Linked DNA regions of Homo sapiens: regions 2 and 3 are each linked to region 1. Evidence: chromatin loops called from intact Hi-C (ENCODE). Cell type or tissue: dorsolateral prefrontal cortex. All regions are shown on one strand.

Evidence for each region. Hi-C counts contacts between places; a loop is a spot of excess contacts. Peaks named below come from ENCODE experiments on the same cell type or tissue, not always from the same donor. Only the 100,000 strongest peaks of a DNase experiment are listed, where the experiment ranks them.
Region 2: a loop joins it to region 1, with 2.6 times the contacts of the local background. A loop is called at or near these places in 57 of 110 quality-filtered maps.
Region 3: a loop joins it to region 1, with 2.9 times the contacts of the local background. A loop is called at or near these places in 44 of 110 quality-filtered maps.

What each region holds. Positions count from the first base shown.
Region 1 is chr5:1,640,685-1,643,184 of GRCh38, reverse strand. No RefSeq gene overlaps it. Among named protein-coding and RNA genes, the nearest start is that of MIR4277, 67 kb to the left of the region's middle. RefSeq lists enhancers at 1-422, 423-975. In dorsolateral prefrontal cortex, CTCF peaks have their summits at 1,214 and 1,422 (motif pointing right); a DNase peak (open chromatin) is centred at 1,434; H3K27me3 peaks cover 734 bases.
Region 2 is chr5:1,379,485-1,381,984 of GRCh38, reverse strand. It overlaps LINC01511 (long intergenic non-protein coding RNA 1511), which reads left to right and starts at 1,912. Exons shown (of 2, transcript NR_125810.1): 1 at 1,912-2,423. In dorsolateral prefrontal cortex, a CTCF peak has its summit at 1,455 (motif pointing left); a DNase peak (open chromatin) is centred at 1,401; H3K4me3 peaks cover 1,338 bases; H3K27me3 peaks cover 933 bases.
Region 3 is chr5:1,478,783-1,481,282 of GRCh38, reverse strand. It overlaps LPCAT1 (lysophosphatidylcholine acyltransferase 1), which reads left to right. Exons shown (of 14, transcript NM_024830.5): 7 at 307-341; 8 at 1,608-1,662. Among named protein-coding and RNA genes, the nearest start is that of MIR6075, 31 kb to the left of the region's middle. In dorsolateral prefrontal cortex, a CTCF peak has its summit at 1,545 (motif pointing left); no DNase peak of the experiment used is centred here; H3K27ac peaks cover 1,255 bases.

The DNA.
Region 1 (2,500 bases):
TGATCTGCCCATCTCAGGCCCCCAAGGTGCTGGGATTACAGGCGTGAGCCACTGTGCCCGGCCTCACCTAATAATTTTTCTAATAATTTATTCAAATAGGCATCAAGCTCCACACAGGCACAAGGGCCAAGAGGTGCCCCCAAGGGCTCGTGTGTGGGGCGAGGAGGCAGGTGGTCCTACAGAGGGGGTGGTCCTGCAGTGCAGGTGAGTGCCGCACATGCTGGTGGCATCACCAAGGCCGGGACTGCGCTGCAGTAACACCCACCTCCCACTGGCTCAAAGCAAAGGGTCTGTGTGTCACTCATGTCGCTGCTGAACCCGGGCTGGGTGGCCCTCCCACAGCCCCCAGGGCTATGGTCTCTGGGTCACAGAGTGTCGCTGCTGAACCCGGGCTGGGTGGCCCTCCCACAGCCCCCAGGGCTACGGTCTCTGGGTCACAGAGCAGGCATAGGAGCTGCCTCAGCCCAGCCTGACCCCCAGCCCTTGTGCCCACAGTTTGCTGGGCAGAGCTGATGGCGGCCCCACCCTGCCTGTGGAGGAGTCCTGGAGGTGTGGGAGCAGCAGCAGGCCAGGCTGGCCCAGGCCCCTCCCTTTTACTAAAAGAAAAGCATCTCATGTGGGAGGTAGAAAGGGCAGAGCTGGGGAGGGTCTCATTGCTGGTTTCAAACTCTTTTTGCCAAATACTTTTTGTCCACACCTAACCCTCCACAGGAGAGTGGCCAAGATGCCCGGCTGCTCATAAAAGAGGCCCCAGAGCACCCCTCCCCCGTCCGCCATGTGAGGACGCAGTGACACAACTAGGGAAGCCGGTCCTCGTCCTCACCACACACGGAATCTGCCGGTACCTTGATCTGAGACTCCCCAGCCTTCAAAGCTCTGAGAAATGCATTGTTGTTTCTAAGTCCCCCAGTCTATGGCATTTTGTTATGGCAGCCAGAACTAAGCCAGGCTTCCACATGTGCATTCTGGGAGGACGCAGTTCAGTCCCTCACACTTGCTCTTCTCTGTTTTCCTCCTTATGTTCCTATCCTTCATTCTGAGAATTTTCTTCTGACCTACTTTCCAGTTATTCATTATTTTTCAATGACATCTAAACTATTTTTAAACCCACTTATTGAGTTCTGAAACGTTGCTTGTATTTTTTCCAGGCAATCATTTTTGTATTGCATTTACAAATAGGCACAGAGATAGAGACTGCAATGAGAAAACAGAGAATGCAATGAGAAAAGTTGGAGTTCTAGAAAGAAAGTGGAGGGAGAATAGGAAAAATACAATCAGAAAAAAAAAATACAAATCTTTCCTTTTCGTGTAATTTTTATTTCTCCACTGAAGTTCTTGACCTTGTCTTTTTCTTCTCATGGACAATGTCTCCAGCGCTTTCTGCAGCCATCTGAGGGCGCTGTGTCTGCATTCTCGTGTAGACGTTTTCATTTGCAGTGTCTCCAGTCCTTTCTGCAGCCGGCCTCTGAGGGCGCTGTGTCTGCGTTCTTATGTAGATGTTTTCATTCGCTGGGTTTCTCACCACTTACACTCGCGCTGCCATCTCTCCATGTGTGCCTGGCTCTTTCTTTCTTTGCCTGACATTCTATTTGCAATGTTTTGGAAGGAGAATCTGAGGCCAGAATGATGGCTCCTCCAGAGAGGGTGAGCCCGAGTGCCAGCAGCTTGGAGGGGCAGGGCGGCGGCTCTGGTGTCCTGCGGTTTGCGTGGGCTCTCTCTGCACTTACAGTCACAAAAAGACAGTATCTCAGGCAGGAATTCTCGCAGGGTGCATGCTTCTCTTTTGACAGTTTAATGTCACGCATGGGTTCCTTTGTAAACATCAGATCAATAGCAGAGTTCCAAATTAAAACATTAGGATAAGAAGCCCATGTTGATTCATCCGTCCCTGGAATGGCCTAGAAGACGGGGCACCTGGTGTTCGGGGATGCGTCTGTCTCAGGCCGGTCTCCATGGGTCAGGTAGCCTAGGGTGGGAGGAGGAGGGCGGCGGGCAGCCTAGCGTGGGAGGAGGAGGGCGGCGGGCAGCCCCACAGCCGGGATCCAGGAGAAAGGAAGGGCCACTCACTTTCTCTTCTTCACAAAGTCCTGGGAACGCAGGGAGGGGAGACGGGGTCTCGCTCTAAAAGGCAGCTTTGTAGCCAAACTGCTCCCTCCAGGCAGGAAGAGAATCCCCGCTCAGAAGAAAGGTGGGCCACCCCTGATGACGGCAGGTGGCCCCAAGTGTTTGGATGCGGTGGGCCCCACTGGTTTGGGCCTAACCTCAAGCGGCTGCTAATGGTTCCATGATACTTTTCCCGCTAACACTTCACAGAGATGTCTGACTGATGTCCACTGCTCAGCCGCACCCCCTGAGCTGGTGAGCATTCAGGCAGAGCACCCACCTCTACTTTTCTCACCCCTAAAATCAGAGACTGGTTCTAAGCTGGTGCAGCCACCGCCCCTGCGTGCCGGATGCAGGACTTTCCCTGCCAACACTGGACAGTCCCAGCAAAGCAGAC
Region 2 (2,500 bases), 260 kb after region 1:
CTTCAGGACCAGGCGCTCTCCTGAAAAGCTATTTGGTCAAGTGAGTGGTTTAGGTGGGCATGCGTGTATATGTGGGCGTGTGTGGGTGTGTGTCCATGAAAGTGGCCATGTCTGTGTGCGTGTGTGCATGTAAGAGTGCCTGAGTGGGTGAGTGTTGACCATGTGCATACGTGGGTGTGTGCAGGTATGTACGGTGTGTGCACATGTGGGTGTGGGCATGCATGTGTATGGGTGTGTGCACAGGTGTGTGGGTGTGCGTGTGGGGGTGTGCATGCAGGTATGATGTGTGTGCACAGGTGAGTGTGCAAGCGTGTGCAGGTATGCATGGGTGTGAGGTGTGCACGTGTGTGTGGGTATGTGCCTGTGTGTGGATGTGCATGGGTGTGTGCCGGCATGCATGGGTGTGGGGTGTGCACAGACAGGTGTGTGCATGGGTGTGCATGTGTATGGGCACGTGCACGTGTGTGGGTGTCCATGTAGGGGTGAGCATGTGTGTATGGATGTACGTGTGCACAGGTGGGTGTGCAAGTGTGTGTGGGTGTGCACAGTGCAGGGGTGTGTGGGTGTAGGTGTGCACATGCCTGATGGTGGACAGGAACCTCAGGTTCCTTCCTACTGCTCTTTCTGGCCCCACTAGTGGATCCGGAGTAGAAACCAGCCAGAGAGAAGCGCACAGGGGAAGCACAGCCATCACTTAGCAAAATCACTTAGTGAAATCTGGGGGAAAATGAGAGTGGGCTGAAGGCAAAATCAGTGTGCTCTTTCAGCTGGAGAACATAGCAATCAGGGGAATAGGGGCATGGAACAGCCCAGAAACTGGATACACAGAGCTGCGCAGCCGTCATATGCCCCAGGAGGAGGAGGGCGGCGGGTGTGTTCACGCACCACGTGCAGCCCTGGCTGCTCTGCTGCTGGAGTCCATTCGGGCTGCTGTGACAACACGCCTAAGCCTGAGCCACTTGTCAACAACAGACATTTATTGCTCACAGTCCTGGAGGCTGCAAGTCCAAGACCAGGGTGCTGGCGGATGTGGCGTCCCATGAGGCAGCCCTCTGCTTCCAAGACGGCGCCTCTTGACAAGGCTCAGGGTGGACAGAGCGAGGGAGCTCCCTGGAGCCTCTTCTACCCGGGCCACTCATGCCATTCGTGAGAGCACAGCCCTCGTGATCTACTCACCTCCCAAAGGTCCCACCTGTTAACACCATCACATTGGGTATTAGGTTCCAACCTATCAATTTTGGGGGCCACTAACACTCAGGCTACAGAAACTACTAATGCATCTTGGGATATTGTGAAACTGAAAGGTGACAACGTGCCAGCAGCCCTCGCTGGCTCTCGGCGCTTCCTGGGCCTCCGTGTCGGCTCTGGCCGTGCTTGAGGAGCCCTTCGGCCTGCCGCTGCGCTGTGGGGCCCCTCTCTGGGGCTGGCCGAGGCTGGAGCCAGCTCCCTCTGCTGGCGGAGAGGCGCGGGCGGGAGCGGGGGCTGAGCGCAGCGCTCGCGGGCGGCGCGGGTTCCGGGTGGGTGCAGGCTTGGCTGGCCCGCCGACGCCTGCTGGGCTTGATCTGGGGATGAGCTCCCTCTGGGCTGCCGGAGTGCCCAGGGTAGATGCTGCAAAGTTCTAAAGGGAGTGCTACTGAGAGGTGAGGCCGGCTGGGCTTCTGGCTCCGGTGGTGACTTGGAGAACTTTTCTGTCTACCTAAAGGATTGTAAACACACCAATCAGCACTCTGTAGCCAGCTAAAGGTTTGTAAATGCACCAATGAGCACCCTGTCCAAATGGACCAATCAGCTCTCTGTAAAATGGACCAATCAGCTCTCTGTAAAATGGACCAATCAGTTCTCCGTAAAATGGACCAGTCAGCAGGATGTGGGTGGGGTCAGATAAGGGAATAAAAGCAGGCTGCGGGAGCCAGCGGTGGCAACCTGTTAGGGTCTGCTTTTGTCCTCTGGGAGCTTTCCTTGTTTGGTTTTCGTAGTAAATCTTACTGCTGCTCAGTGTTTGTGTCTGTGCTGCGTTTGTGAGCTGCAACGCTCACGGTAAAGGTCTACAGCTTCACTCCCGAAGCCAGCGAGACTGTAAATCCACTGGGAGGGGCAAAGAACTCTGGACGTGCTGCATTTTTAGGAGCTGTGACACTCACCGCGGAGGTTTGCAGTTTCACTCCTGAAATCAGTGTAGACCACGAACGCACCAGAAGGAACAAACTCCAGACACACCGTTTTTAGGTAACCGTAACATGTACCGCGAGGGTCTGCGGCTTCATTCTTGAAGACGAGACTAAGAACCCACCAACTTCTGGACACAAAACCACCCCAAAAAGTGAGTTTCTAAAGGAGAAGCTAAAAATAAAGACCACGAAAGTGTTGCCCATGGTGATAGCTCCAGACGTCCGGAGACGGTGTTCAGCGCTGCTGCAGGAGAGGTATGTGGGCAGAGTGGGGAACCGCATTCCTCCATGGAGGCTGCTCTGGAGGGCTGGTGCCTGCATCGGGGTTGCAT
Region 3 (2,500 bases), 160 kb after region 1:
GGAACCTATAAGAGGGGGCTCTGAGTCCTCAGGGACTCTGGGGATCTTGGGGGAACTCTGGGGACCTGTAAGGTGGTGGTTCTCTGGGTCCTTAGAGGCTCTGGGGACCTCAGGCTGGGGGGCTGGTCCGAGTCCTGGATCCTCAGGGACTCTGGGAAGCTGGAGCTCTAGCACCCTCCTCCCTTCCCCCTGGCTGCAGCGCCTCTGTGGGGTGGGAGGTGCAGGGAGAGGCCGGCACACGCAGGTGCTTGGTGCAGGCCCTGGGTGCAGGCCCCATGCTGACTGACCCTGCCTCTTCCTCCCCAGGACACCATCACATGGACGTGGCAAGGACCTGGAGCGTAAGTTGAACGCCGTGTCGTCCTCTTTGTCCTGTTGTTCCATGAACACGTAGGGGCTGCTTGGGGTCTGCTGTGCACGCTAGTTACTTTTGCAGTTGTGAAAGCAGGTGTGGGACAGCCGTTAGGTTCAGCCCATTGTGAAAACTAAACGTACAGATGTGGCCCAGGCCTGACACTCCTGGATTCTGGGGTCTTAAGTTGCACGTCTTCAGTACCAGCAGGAAGGGAACTGTGAGTCTTGCATTCGGCTCTCGAGTTTGCCAGCTCAGTAATTACGATCGTCCACCTGGTGGCCCCTGGTAAGGAAAGTGGAGATTTAGGGGTGTCTGGGGGGACCCCGTCTGCACAGGCACAGAGACTGAGTAGTGCTGGGTGGGAGGCCAGCCCCTGCTGTGAGTCAGTGTCCCTGTCCCCCCAGCAGAGACACCGAAGGTCAGTTATGCAACAATGAACAACCCCACGGAAACGGGAACGAGCCCCAGAGGAGAAGCCCGGGGCCACAGGCTGGTCAGGGCCTCCTGGGTGCTGACGTCTGAGCTGACGTCGGGAGGGCAGAGGGAGCGGGAAAGTCCAAGAGAGAGCAGCTCCATTCCAGGCGTTTGGGAGGATGTGGGTCCGCTGGTGCTTTCAGGTGAAGGTGTTGAGGTCAGCGCTTCCCAGGCTGGCGTGTGGAGGCTCCCAGCTGGGAGCAGAGCTGGGAGGGGGCTCTGGGGGGTATAGGGGTTCTGGGGTCCCGGGGGCCTAGGGCTGGGGCTGGCATGACAGGGCAGAAAGAGGGTTGGGGCACTGGGCTGTCGGAGGCGTGAGTGTGGCCCTGGGAGCAGCTCCAAATGTCTCCCATGTCAACTCCTGCGGCAAAGGCATGGTGATCCTGGTTCTGAGGTTGGGAACTCTGGATCCAGGCTGGAGGGGTGGCATGACTCAGGGCCTGTGCTGCCTGGGGACAGCGAGGAGGGACAGGTGTGGAGGGACAGGTGTGGGCTGTACGAGGTCTCCTGAGCTGGAGAACAAGCAGGAGATGGTGTCTTGCTAGACGAACCAAGGACATAAGCAGGTGTTGAATCGGAAAAGCAGCATTTCCACCCACGGCTGTACGTCACACTGGGGCTCGGGCTGGGTGGGCACGGCACCCCCTCCGTGGGAGCGTTGACTGCCCAGTAGCGCCCTCTGGAGGGCGCGTCTGGAGGTTTCACCCCAGAATTGGGAGTAATTTACTTGTTAACCCGAGTTGTAAATCTGCTCAACATTGTGCAATCTGTTTTTAAGGCTGGAAATCCTGTGGCTCACGCTGTGTCAGTTTCACAACCAAGTGGAAATCGAGGTTCGTATGGATACAGAGTTACACAGCGCTCTTCACAGTGGTTGATGCAGACACGAGCTTACACCAGGATGCCCAGATAAGCCTTGTACAATGTGGCATATCACCTGTCTTGCTTTCCCATCTTTCCGTTTCTCAGGGCTCCTTCGAGGAGCCTCTGGTTGCTTTACCTCAATGACTTTATGTCTCTCTTATGAGTCTGAACCACTTGGATAAGATTTGGGTTTTTGTTTTTTGTTTTTCTGAGACAGCATTTTGTCTTGCTCTGTTGCCCAGGCTGGAGTGTAGCGATGGGCTCACTGCAGCCTCGACCTCCTGGGCCCAAGTGATCTCCCTGCCTCAGCCTCCCACGTAATTGGACCACAGGCACACGCCATGCCTAGCTAATTTTTGTAGAGATGGGTCTCACTTTGTTGCCTAGGCTGGTCTCAAACTCCTGGGCTCAAGCAGTCCTCCCGCCTTGGCCTCCTAAAGTGCGGGGATCACAGGCGTGAACTACCACACCCAGCTGGAAAGGATTTTTTAAACCTACCATTCATTATTATGGGTATTGTAGCTTAAGGACATATGAAGCTGGCCCACATGCAAATAATTATTTGTTTGGCTCTTAGTTTTACTTTACATATTTAATACCGCTGAGTTTGTCATAGCACCATGCTCTGTTTAATACATAGTCAAAGATCCCCCTTCTCAGCCTGACCCAGGTCTCCAGAGTCAAGACCTTGGGCTAAATAGTCACCTCTGTGTAGCCTGCACAATTTTTTCTAAGTCGATGAGGAGTAGTTCTTTTTTTGTTTAAAAGGGGAATTAATATGCACTTCTTGCATCTGGAAATAAAAGA